Regions from separate parts of the Homo sapiens genome. Here regions 1, 2 and 3 are each linked to region 4. The links are chromatin contacts, found by Hi-C or POLR2A ChIA-PET in ENCODE. All regions are on one chromosome and are shown on one strand. The core of a region is the stretch at or near the end of the contact, and the rest is flanking DNA. Distances in the headings are between cores, read along the strand shown.

Region 1 (2,828 bases), core at 126-2,625, 740 kb after region 4:
CTTTCCCACAAAAATAGGCCAGGACTCCAGATGGGGTCCGATGTTTGCCTAATGCCACACAGAGCCCACACCTAGGTTCTGGGACCCGGGGTATGCCTCCCACAACACACAAACTTGCCTGTGAATGCCCTGCACACAACCAGAACCTTCCTTTAAACACGTGCTTTGGAAAGAGCAAGGCACTCAGATCTTTCTGTACTCATCCCCCCAACCCCATGGATTCAAATATATTCCTTTGCATCTCTAAATTTTAAATGTCAAACAATGAGGAAATAGAATTCACCTAAAATTCTGCCTTGGCTACTCACCTCCTGTATTTTATTAGTACTTTTCAAAATACAGTCTTTGGGGAGGAAAAACACCTCCCACCAATGGGCTCACCACACTGAACTTGAACAAGGCACTCAGGGTCCCTCAGTAAGAGATGGTTAGGATTACCCCAGCAGCAGATGGGTAAGTCGAGGCACAGCAGGGCAGGGGCATGGTGGCCGATTGCCGGTGGCCCCTGCGCAGGTTCTGGGCCTTGCGTCCCAGTCTGGGTTCTGGCTTCAGCACTTTATATTCTGCTGCGGCGGGAACAGCCTAAGAACAGAAACTTGGAGGTGGTCAGTGCAGACCCTTCTGGCCCCAATGCCCTCTTCACCCAGGGGTGGCCTGGCCTGGCCTGACTGCCCCGACTGCCCCCAACCCCAGGCAGCGGTGGAGGAGAGGGATGTCACACAGCACAAACGCCGGCGGAGGGGCCACAGGAGTGGGGAGAGCAACCAGGGATGAAGCAGAGTGGGGTGCGCAGGCCTCGCGTCTCCTCCCCCAGGGCAGGTGGCCAAGCTCAGAGATTTCCTGGGTGATTAGGGGGAGGGGCGCGAAAACGCCCCTTGCTGCCACCTGCTCCTTGTTGCCAGAGCAGGAACCCAGGTTGGGGCTTGGGGAGCAAATGAGGCTGGGACAGAGCACGGGGCAGTCAGATGGGGTGAGGCGAACAAAGGCCTCTCTCTGCGAGAGAAATCCCGACTGGCTGCGGGGCGCACTCAGGCCACAATGGGGCTTTCTCCGGCCACAGGCGGCCCGGCCAGCCTGAGGGCAAGGCAGGGCGTCTGCGCTGCCGCGGGCCAGGCGGCACCGCTTCCGCGAGGGAAGAGCAGCTCCCGTGTCGGGGCCGGAGCTGGGGCCGAGGCTCCGAGGCGGGACCAAGGGCGCGGGTGGCCGACGGGGCCTGCAAGACCGGCCGAGCACCCCCAGCCCCAGCCCGGCCCGGCCCAGCAGGCCCGGCCCAGCAGGCCCGGCCCAGCAGGCCCGGCCCAGCAGGCCCGGCCCCGCCGTCTCCATGGCGACCGTGACCTCAACGCCTGGGCGGGGAGGGAGAGGCTGAGCCGGTTGCTGCGCGACGGCCCAGTGACGTCAGACAATTGAGTTTGGTTCCCAAGGCAACTGGCCGGGCAGCTGGGCCGGGAACTATTTGTGTCTGTCCCCAGAGGGGCTGCGGAGCCTCCAGGGTCTGGCGCAGCTGAGGAAATGCGCTCCTGGCCCGGGGCAGGCGGGGGCCGGGACACAGAGGCCCTTTCAGCCCCGGAAGGCTGCGGGCCCGGGCGGGGCGGGGCGGCACCCTCCAGGAGGACGCCCGGCCTTCTCCCCACTTCTGCCTGGGAGGCCCCTGGCCCGCCGGGCTTTGTCCTATTTATAAACGTGCTCCTGAGTAAACTCCCTGAAGAAAGGGGCCTCTGTGTGCGGCAGCCCGGCCCACAGCGCCGCCCTCAGCACACAGTAGGCGCTCAGCATGGCCTTCTCATGGGACTGAGGACAAGCACCGATCCTTGGGAGCTGCCAGGCGCCTCCAGCACCCAGAACCCCTGACATCGAGCGCCTGGACACCTGTTCCCGAAGCCCTGTGAGCTGATGGGCTACGTAACCTCTGGGCCGCAATGCTAGAATAAAATGCATGGACACTTGTTCCAAAACGATGGAGGGACGGTGTGGGAAACAGGCCCCAGCCCTGTCGACTGAGGGTGAATGCACGAGTGAAAGTGACAATACATGGGTAAACTGAGGCAGGCGGCATCAGCCGTAGAGGAGAGAGGATGAGGTTCCAACCTGGGGTGTAAGAGAAACAAGATGCTACAGGAGCAGAAGGGCCATCAGCTGTGCTAAGATAAAGCAGGGACCTAAATTTGGGCCTGAGAGCTGGTCCAGGCCTGCCAGTGGCAGTGGCTCAAGACGTGGGGCGCTGTGACTGGGTCTCAGACCCAGTGATGCCACCAACCCAGGCTTCTCCCAGGCTCCTCCCCCAGTAGCACTCTGTCACTACAGGGTGACATCCAGGCCCTTCACGATCTGTCTCCAGGGAGCCACCACCTCCCCCAGCCCAACAGGCCAAGCACTGACATCCAAACCAACTGACTACCCAGGAGCCTGGGCATGCTTTGTCCGTCTGGCCCAGGGAGGCATCTGCCCATCCCTGTGAATAGCAGCGTCTCTCCTCAACAGTCAGTGACTGCCTTCTGACAGCCTGACCAGGGGGTCTGAGTGCGAGAGGCATCTGGCATCTCTGAAAAAGCAGCTCCAGCCTGGCTTCCAGGGCAGGGACTCTCCACTGCCAGATCTGCAGACTCTCCACCACCAGGGCGCCTACTGCAGTTGGGAAAAGCCTCAGATCTATGTCCTCTCCTGTCTGGGTGGAGCAGGCACCATGATCCCTGTTTCATGCACAAGGACATTGATGCGCAGGGACTACAGGACTTGTCCAAGGATGCACCCGAGCCCACGTCCCACCTAGGTTCCCCAGTCTCTCCCAGACAATCCCTCAGAAAACAGTCCTGGGCCCAGGAACCAGA
Region 2 (3,104 bases), core at 387-2,886, 800 kb after region 4:
CCTGAGAGTAGCTGGGATTACAGGCGGCGCACCACCATGCCCACTAATTTTTTGTATTTTTTTAGTAGAGATGGGGTTTCACCATGTTGGCCAGAGTGGTCTCGAACTCTTGACCTCAAGTGATCCACCCATCTCGGTCTCCCAAAGTATTGGGATAACAGTCGTGAGCCACTGCACCCGGCCACCTTGTTAAAGTTTTAAAAAGAGAAATAAGGATGGACACAATTAAAAGATCATATAGACCTTAAGGACTTGGAAACTGAGGTTGCAAGTCAGACACCTCAACTTGGATGAAGGATCTCTGCTCCGCTATTAGTTTATGAATTTGGGCAAGGCTAATAACCTTAAAATCTCAGCTGCTTCAGGTATCAATGACGAATGATCCCTGCCCTCTGCCTTCTACTTTGACCCCATTCTGACCTGCAAAAATGCCGTTCCTCATAATCCTCAAATGAGCTGCGGAAACTTGAAAGGTAATTGTGACCTGCGAATGTGCTACTGACTACTGAGACCCTGTAGGAAAAAATAAAGGGAGGGAGGAATACGGATACTTTTCCTTCCAACCCCATGACCTGATCACAAGAGTTATGTGCATTCTGGATCCCAAGTCACCAGATAACTAACATTCTAACCTTTGAACGTGGTCTCTCAACTGGCCGGGACCTAGCTCTCCCCAGAGACCGTGAGAAACTGGCAGTTGACCGGCTCCTCTGAGCCTGCTGAGTTTTTTTCTATTTGCCCAACCACAGCTCTGCCAGAGAAGCAAAAACTGCTCCAGTATGTATGTAAACCATGAACCAAACTTCCTAATGCACGGAAGAGCGCTGGCAGGAACCATGCCACTGAATCAGACAGTGGCTGTACTGGAAGGTGGAAAAGACTATTCGTCCTTTCGCGTCCTTTAAGTACTTCTGTACTTATCTCTGTGTGTCAGTTCTTCCACGTGGACCTGGTTATGAAAGTTAATGCACTTAAAACAGGGCCTGGCATACTGCAAACGGAAGGTGAACACTACCATTCTTTCTTTCAAAAATTTCTACTGGCCGGGCGCGGTGGCTCACACCTGTAATCTCAGCACTTTTGGAGGCTGAGGCGGGCAGATCACGAGGTCAATATATCGAGACCATCCTGGCCAACATGGTGAAACCCCTTCTCTACTAAAAATACAAAAATTAACTGGGCGTGGTGGTGGGCGCCTGTAGTCCCAGCTCATAGGGAGACTGACGCAGAATTGCTTGAAAGCGGGAGGCGGAAGTTGCAGTGAGCTGAGATCGCGCCACTGAACTCCAGCCTGGGCAACGACAGCGAAACTCCGTCTCAAAAACAAACTTCTACCAAGAACTTGTATTAGTTTTATGGCTAAGGTTTGCTTTTAAACATTTTCTTGATCATTGTTTTACAGGAACATCTCTTTAATGGAAATTTTTAAACTTATTTTTGCCTCCCCCAAATCCATAACCCCAATTTGAAGTAGAAAGTTGCAAACTATGGGGATGAATTTGCGGAAGGGTATGTCTTTTCTTTTTCTATGAACAACTCAGAATCACATCTCAAAAGGTGTAGGCACTTTCAAGAACGCTTCATCCGCCCGCTTTAAGCACGCGCACCGACGAAAGAGTTTGGGGAGCGAGCGCCTCGGGCTTCCCCGGAGGGGAATTTTCACCCCCGCCAGAGGAAGAGGGCCCAGCTGCGCCATTAGCGCGTGCGAGGGAAAATGGAGGCTCCTGGTCCCACCCGCGCACCGGCGCCTGCGCCCTGGGCGCCCACCCCGGCCCGCGAGGCGGCCACGGCCGGAGAGAGAGGGCAAGGGAACCAGTGCCGTGTCGCGCCCCACCCTGCGCCCGAGCGCAGTGCCGGCGAGCCCGGCTCCGGCCCTTGAGAGTCCGCTCCAGGCCGCTCCACACCACGAGCCGCTCCGCAAGTTTGCAGCGCTCCGTGCTTTCCCTCCAGCCCTTTGTGTTCTAGCGCGCGTCGGAAGGAACGCGGGAACGCGCGCCGTGCTGTGCGCCTGCGCAAGGGTTCAGGCGGTGCGCCAAGCCTGGAGTCAAGAGTGGGCGAGGCTCTCGGCCGCTCCGCCCCGGGCCGCCTTCGCTCCGCCCCTCGCCCGCCATTTCGTGCTCCGCCGCGTCTCCCGCGTCTGGGGCGCGGCTTCCGCGTGATGGACGCCCGGAAGCCGGCACAACAAATGCCCAAGCGCCAGGGCTTCGCTGTCTGCAGGTCCTTCCGCTGCCCGCGGAGCGAAGATGGCGCCTAGAGCTTGCAGCGTTGCCCAAATATGGGGGGAATTAGGCGCCTCTACCTCCTCAAGAAGGGTCTGCCGGCTGACCTCGGGGGTGTGCACGTCCTTCTGTGTGCAGAACCCTGGGGCGTGCGCCTTTCTGTATGTGCACAACCTCGGAAGTGTGCGCATACCCTTGCTTACACTCCCTAGCACGCACACCAAAACTCTGGCATGCACGAACCCGCGGGTTTCCATGTTTTCGTATGTGCACGACCTCGAGGATGTACTTGGACCCGAGAATGTCCGCATTTGTGTTTGCACAGGTCCGGGTGTGCACGGACACGTGCATTCAGGAATGTAGTGGTTCACAGAAGCCGCTGTTTGCGCGGCCCGGGGATGTACGTGGACCCTCGAGTGCTAGCCCCGCCTCCGCTGTCTGTGGCCCGCGAACACGATCTTGTTTCCGGCCTGTTTTGGATTCATTTGCACTTGCCCAGTTTACATGCAAAGCATAATCTGCCGACCACCCCAAGCAATTTTTAATCTTTCCTTCGTTCTTTCTTCACTGATTTTTTGGCTCCTGCCCTGGACCCAACTTTGCACTTGGGCGCACACGGTGATAGTGACGCAGAGCATGAAGCCAGTGGGAGAAACGCCTAGAAATAGGCAGTTAGGACAACCTGAGACCACTGTGAAGGAGGCGCTTGGCTTGTCAATGACAGGGGAAGCGGCCTGGAGGAAGCCGTGAGCCGAGACCAGGGCATGGGGTAGAGGGAATAGGGTAATGGGCCCAGGACTGTTTGGGGAGGCATTCAGTCTCATTTGAGAGGATGGTGGGTGGAAGCAGAGGAGGCAGGTCATGGAGAGGAGTGTGTGGGGAAGG
Region 3 (2,713 bases), core at 102-2,601, 680 kb after region 4:
TGGCCAACATGGTGAAACCCTGTCTCTACCAAAAATACAAAAATTAGCAGGGTGTGGTGGCACATGCCTATAATCCCAGCTACTCTGGCAGCTGAGGCAAGAGGTTACAGTGAGCTGAGATCACGCCACTGCACTCCAGCCTGGGCAAGAGAGCCAGACCCTGTCTCAAAAAATAAATAATAAATAAAAATAAAAATAGGTAACAAATGCACCACAGCTTCCTTGTCCCTGGGCGGGACAATTCTAAGCCATGTTCCACAGGGTATCTCAGGGGGTCCCCACCGTGTTGCCTGCCCATAGTCCTGACTGGCCTGGGAATGAATACACACTTCATTTTCTGTTGTTTTTTTTTTGACACGGAGTCTCGCTCCGTCACCCAGGCTGGAGTGCAGTGGCGCGATCTCGGCTCACTGCAAGCTCCGCCTCCCAGGTTCACGCCATTCTCCTGTCTCAGCCTCCCAAGCAGCTGGGACCACAGGTGCACACCACCATGCCTGGCGATTTTTTTTTTTTTTTTGAGATGGAGTCTTGCTCTGTCGCCCAGGCTGGAGTGCAGTGGCGTGATCTTGGCTCACTGCAAGCTCCGTCTCCCAGGTTCACGCCATTCTCCTGCCTCAGCCTCCCAAGTAGCTGGGACTACAAGTACCCACCACCACGCCTGTCTAATTTTTTCTATTTTTAGTAGAGACAGGGTTTCACCATGTTAGCCAGGATGGTCTCGATCTCCTGACCTCGTGATCCGCCCGTCGAGGCCTCCCAAAGTGCTGGGATTACAGGCGTAAGCCACCGCTCCCGGCCACTGCAATTTTTTTTTTTTTTTTTTTTTTGTATTTTTAGTAGAGATGAGGTTTCACTGTGTTAGCCAGGGTGGTCTGGATCTCCTGACCTCGTGATCCGCCCACCTCGGCCTCCCAAAGTGCGGGGATTACAGGCGTGAGCCACCGGGCCCAGCCAGAATGCACACTTCATTTTCTTTCTTCTCTTCGTTATCTCTCTTCCTCCACCCCCTCACCATGCTTTCTGGGCTTACGTATCAAATAAACGATTTCATCAAGTTCATGCTTCCAGGTCTTCCTTTTGAAGAAACCCAAGCCACAGCAATCCCCCTTGTTGGGCTGGAAATCAAGAAACCCCTTGGGGTAGAGCTGACCCTGAGCCCTGTCTGTAGGGAAACTGGCCAGGAGTGCTGTCCCCCTGGCTGACTGCCCAAGGCGTGGAGCAAAGTCAAGAACAGCCACAGAGCTGTCCTCAGCCATCAGGCATCCACCTGATGTGATTTGCACACAGGCTGACACACATTTTCAGGCCTGGGAACAGTAGCAGGGACCGTTAAACAGTCAGGCCCTGTCACTGCCCCTTACCCCAGAGGCAAGCTGTGTGGGACGTGTTCACTTCCCCTGAAGCTTATTTTGCCTCTTCCTGTGGCTGGGCTGTATCTGACCACACAAACCACCAAGACTGAGACAAATGAGTTTACGGAAGGGTGTGGGGCAGAGTTCAGCAGAGTCTGTGGGAAGGGTCAGACTCCTTGACTGTGATCTTCAACTCTCCGATTAAGAGAAGGCAAAGATTGCACAGCCAAGACTTGAAATTAGGGAACCAGGAACACCCTTCTGGCCCCTCACAGAAGAGGTGTATTCATTTGCCAGGGCTGCCACAACAAAATATCACAGGCTGGGTGGATAAACAACAGACATTTATCTTCTCCTAGTTCTAGAGACTGAAGTCCAAGATCAAGATATCGGTAGATTTGGTTTCTCCGGAGGCCTCTCTCCTTGGCTTGCAGGCGACCATCTTCTCTCTCCCGGGTCTTCTTAGGGTCTTTCTGTGCACACACATATCTGTGTCCTAATCTCTTCTCATAAGGACGTGAGCCATATTGCACTAAGGCCCACCCCTGTAAACTTATTTTACCGTAATTACCTCTTTTCAGGCCCTATCTCCCAATACAGTCATATTCCAAGGTACTGAAGGTTAACACTTCAACACAGGAATTTGGGGGTGATGTAGCTCAGCCCATAACAAGGGGAAAGGAGGCACAGGGACCAGTGCAATGAGGCGTCCTCTGCCCAGCGAGGCCCCTGTCATTTTGGCTGTGAACTCACTGACCGCCACCCTAAGCACAGGCCAAGAGTCAAAAGGCAGAGAGGAGAGCTATGGGCTCAACACGGCCTCCGCCACTGGCCTCCAGGCAGAGATTGGGAAATGAATGCCCGGAATTTTATTCTTTCACAAATTCAGCCCTGTTCAGCCTCCGTCAAACGCCCTCATCTTCAACCCAAAGACAGTTGGTCAATGTTAATGTTCCCAACACTCACATACAGGGTTGCTCAGAGCAACAACACCAGAGAGCCTCAGGCTGGCTCAAAGATTGCAGGAGTTGATCATATAATAAGGATTTTGATTTTATGTTTTATATATTTTACTGAGATGTTAGTTTTACATGCCAACTTGGCTAGGCCAAGCTAATAACTAGTACCCAGTTTTTGTTTGTTTGTTTTTGTTGTTGTTGTTTTGAAACAGAGTCTCACTTTGTTGCCCAGGCTAGAGTGCAATGGCACAATCTTGGCTCACTGCAACCTCCACCTCCCAGCTTCAAGCAATTCTCCTGCCTCAGCCTCCCAAGTAGCTGGGGCTACAGGTGCGCACCACTACATCCAGTTAATTTTTATTTTTTTAATTTTTTATTCGTTTATTTATTTATTTTTTATTT
Region 4 (3,118 bases), core at 212-2,711:
CACAATGCTTGGCACACAGGGGTGCTTGGAAAACACTGAGTGAAGGAATGCATGTTGGGGGTGTGGCCTAAGCAAGACGTGGAGCTTGCCTTCTCCAGACACCAGGTTTCCCATGGGATCTGGAGCAGGTGATGAGCGGTAGTCCATAACACCTTCCTCTCTGGCTCTGTGCCAAACCAGATTCCTCCTCGTCTCCTCCAAACCATCTGTCTTCTTCCACCTCCCCATTCCCTCCCCCCAGTTCCCCAGGCTGGTGGCCTTAGCATCAGTTAGACTTTCTTCTTTCCCCACCTGTCTGTCCTCAAGGTTGCTAGGTTCATCCAAGATCTGAGCCAAGAGGTCCGGGTCTGGGACGTGGGCGCTAAGGGCCCAAGGCAGCTGCAAAAGACCTGAAAGGTGAGAAGAGAGATCAGTGGAGGACCCCGGACTGTCCTCAAGAAGCGGACGGACTCCCCTGCCCTCCACTGGCAGCCCAACAGCAGAACCAAAGCGGACCACTCAGCACAACCTGTGTGTGTTGCTGGGCGCTGTCCCTGGCCCAGTCTGGACCAGGAGCAAAGAGGAAAGATTCAGGGCGTTAGTGCCAAGAGCAGCCATCCCAGCAACAGAAGCCCCTGCTTCCCCAGTACCCGTGATACTTGGGAGGAGCAGAGTCTTGAGTGGAACCCGAGCCTCTGACACCCGCCCTGGGGGTCTTCCCTCCACTCTCGCCAGGGTCCTCCTGGATGAGTGAGACAAGGGCAGTTCAGGAGGTCACCCAATAACTGAGGTCGCAGCAACACGAAGGAGCCAGGGAGCAGGGGCGGCCTTCCCTTCTCCACTCCAGGCGGCTCCAGCGTGCACCCCAGGACCCCCCAGGAAGGTTTTGCAGGAATAAAGAATGAAGGCAGAAGCAAGATGGAGGATGAAGGAGGCGTGGATGGCTTCAGAAGGCAAGACGGAGGCAGCAGTTTGGCGCCTGTCTCAAAGCCTCCTCCCCGCGCCAAGGACAGGTCGGAGGAGGGGGGCGTGGGGACAGGTAGAGCGGAGGCTCCAGCGTTTCTAAAGGGGAAGACCTGAAGTGGGGCAGGAGAGACGGGTGAGTTGTCTGGAAGCTGCATTTGCCTGGCAAACACTGGGTTAACAAAGACTTGCGTTGCGGGGATGCTGGCCTTGGACAGGGAATGCGAAGGGATTATGCTACGGAGAACGGATCCGAGCGTGACGGCTGAATGAATGAGTGAGCGAGTGAGTGAGTGAGTGAGTGAGCGAGCGAGTGAGTGACTGTGCGAGCGAGCGGCAGAAGGAACTCCGACCCGCCCCAGGTGCGGAGCGGCGCGCCCGGCAGGGGTCACTGCGGGCCCCGCGGGCGGGAAGGGGGCGCAGGCGCGGCGGGCGCCGGGGCCCTCCCGCGGGGACGGGGCGGGGAGGGCTGGGGGTGGGGTTAGAGAGAGGGACGCGAGCGGGATCCAAACTTCCGGTGCCTGCAGAGCTCGGAGCGGCGGAGGCAGAGACCGAGGCTGCACCGGCAGAGGCTGCGGGGCGGACGCGCGGGCCGGCGCAGCCATGGTGAAGATTAGCTTCCAGCCCGCCGTGGCTGGCATCAAGGGCGACAAGGCTGACAAGGCGTCGGCGTCGGCCCCTGCGCCGGCCTCGGCCACCGAGATCCTGCTGACGCCGGCTAGGGTGAGAGGGTCTGGGGCTCAGGCGGTGGGGCGGGGGACCCAGGCTCACGACCCAGGCGCGCCCCGTCGGCCCTGGGGACTGCCCGAGGCGCGTCAGGGCCCCAGAGCCCGGGGTGGAGCAGGGTTGGGAAGTCTCGAATGGTTGCTTATCCCAGAATGAGGAGGGGGCTTAAGTCCCGTACTAAAGCGGCAGCCAAAAGCTGAAGTCCGAAGAGTGGGAGGCGTCTGGTTCTGGTCTTCAGGTGGAGAAGTGCTCGAGGTCTCTTCCAAAAGTGGGGGCCCCCTCGCCGCCTTATAGGGGGAGGGGGCTGGTCCGAAGAAGTTCGAGGAATGTTGGTGGGGGGGTACGCGTCTGGTTCCAATCAACTGGGAAAGCCGCGAGTCGAGTCCCCAGGTGGGGGATGGGAGGAGGGTTAGACGTAGTTTTTCCAAAGTAGGGCGGTGGGACCTGATTGGCTGGGGAATTGGGGGTGGGGGGGTCTGGTACCAACGAAGAGGGTGGGGCCGTTGATTTCCTCCGAAATTGGGGGCTGCGAGGGACAGAGGATGTGCTGCTGGCCTGCACCGGAATTGACAGACCAGAAAGTGATGAAATGGAAATCAGCCAGAACCGACGGCGCTGCGGCCTCTGGACGTCGGGGGTCCGAGGCCGGGTGCCCCCTTCCCACCCCACGCCCTGCCGTCTGGGCCTCCCTGCTCCCCTCTCTTTTCTCCATTCCCAGCCTCTCGCTGGGCTGTCCCCCGACCCCACGGGGAGGGCTCCCAACTGCCCCAGTGCCCTTGCATCCTGGGTCCCCGGGCTCTGTGCGCGTTCCCCCACCCCTGTCATCCCCCTCCCCTACCCCGGCTTCCTCCACTTTCCCTCTGGCCGGGGGGGAGAGAAGGCATTTCCGCCGTGGAAAACTGTCTGAGCTGCGTGCCTTGTGTCCGGGAAGGGCCCGCAGGGGGCAGAACGCGTGGCGGGCAGGGACAGGGAGGGAGGGAGAGCTGGCCCAGCCAGGTTTTATTGTGCCTGGCAAAGGTGTCTACGTGGGCGCCGCCCCCAGCGGTCTTGTGGCTTACCAAGCCCATGTCCTCCCCGCCTCCCCACCCCGCATTGAGGCAGGACTGAGAAAGTCTTTGTCCACTGCTTCCCCACTTCCAGATGCAGGCTTCTGAAGAGTCTTCCTGAACGCCTAGCCCCCTCCCCAGGTTTTGTGGCTCAGGTTCAGTCTTGCCTGGGGCATTAAGGGGCCTGCAGAGGATGACCTGGACCCTGGAGGAGGGGGCGCCGGAGAGGGCCGTCAGAGTTGGGTGTCAGCCTGGGCAGAGACCCTGAGTGAGGAATGCCAGGAGACTGAGAACCCCCTGCCCTTTTATGGTGGTCACTGCAGCAACCAGTGGCTCAGAGCCACAAGAGTTCAACAACCACCTAGGCGAGGTTGGGGGTTGCTGTGCACCCCATGAGAGCAGCT

The links. A loop is a pair of places that touch in the nucleus more often than their neighbours do. ChIA-PET counts read pairs that join two places held with the same protein, here RNA polymerase II (POLR2A). Pooled maps may share reads with other maps.
Region 1: a pooled map shows a loop between it and region 4 (2.7-fold over the local background). The contact joins the enhancer-like site here to the promoter of ITM2C in region 4. A Hi-C loop is called at or near these places in 3 of 37 single-sample maps with no recorded cell type and 4 of 50 pooled maps. POLR2A ChIA-PET finds 5 or more read pairs at or near these places in 1 of 52 experiments (A673).
Region 2: a loop to region 4 is called in a pooled map, with 10 times the contacts of the local background. The contact joins the enhancer-like site here to the promoter of ITM2C in region 4. A Hi-C loop is called at or near these places in 3 of 37 single-sample maps with no recorded cell type and 6 of 50 pooled maps. POLR2A ChIA-PET finds 5 or more read pairs at or near these places in 3 of 52 experiments (WTC11, activated B cell and activated CD4-positive, alpha-beta T cell).
Region 3: a loop to region 4 is called in a pooled map, with 2.4 times the contacts of the local background. The contact joins the enhancer-like site here to the promoter of ITM2C in region 4. A Hi-C loop is called at or near these places in 2 of 37 single-sample maps with no recorded cell type and 3 of 50 pooled maps. POLR2A ChIA-PET finds 5 or more read pairs at or near these places in 1 of 52 experiments (PC-9).

What each region holds. Positions count from the first base shown.
Region 1 is chr2:231,603,441-231,606,268 of GRCh38, forward strand. No RefSeq gene overlaps it. Among named protein-coding and RNA genes, the nearest start is that of TEX44, 12 kb to the left of the region's middle. RefSeq lists silencers at 994-1,293, 1,424-1,713. Within about 2 kb of position 1,376, at least 35 of the 41 ENCODE cell types and tissues checked have a DNase peak (open chromatin) inside an H3K27ac peak, as active enhancers do; they include A673, where a contact is called at or near this core.
Region 2 is chr2:231,660,380-231,663,483 of GRCh38, forward strand. No RefSeq gene overlaps it. Among named protein-coding and RNA genes, the nearest start is that of PTMA, 47 kb to the right of the region's middle. RefSeq lists a silencer at 1,626-1,825 and enhancers at 1,939-2,233, 2,166-3,104. Within about 2 kb of position 1,637, at least 35 of the 41 ENCODE cell types and tissues checked have a DNase peak (open chromatin) inside an H3K27ac peak, as active enhancers do.
Region 3 is chr2:231,544,265-231,546,977 of GRCh38, forward strand. The region is part of intron 3 of LOC105376787 (a long non-coding RNA gene); the gene reads left to right. Among named protein-coding and RNA genes, the nearest start is that of NMUR1, 15 kb to the left of the region's middle. RefSeq lists silencers at 1,307-1,536, 1,334-1,628 and an enhancer at 1,637-1,836. Within about 2 kb of position 1,352, at least 20 of the 41 ENCODE cell types and tissues checked have a DNase peak (open chromatin) inside an H3K27ac peak, as active enhancers do.
Region 4 is chr2:230,863,481-230,866,598 of GRCh38, forward strand. It overlaps ITM2C (integral membrane protein 2C), which reads left to right and starts at 1,462. Exons shown (of 6, transcript NM_030926.6): 1 at 1,462-1,665. The coding sequence starts at 1,546. RefSeq lists enhancers at 146-804, 1,463-2,121, 2,122-2,778 and silencers at 1,212-1,581, 1,682-1,771, 2,562-2,661.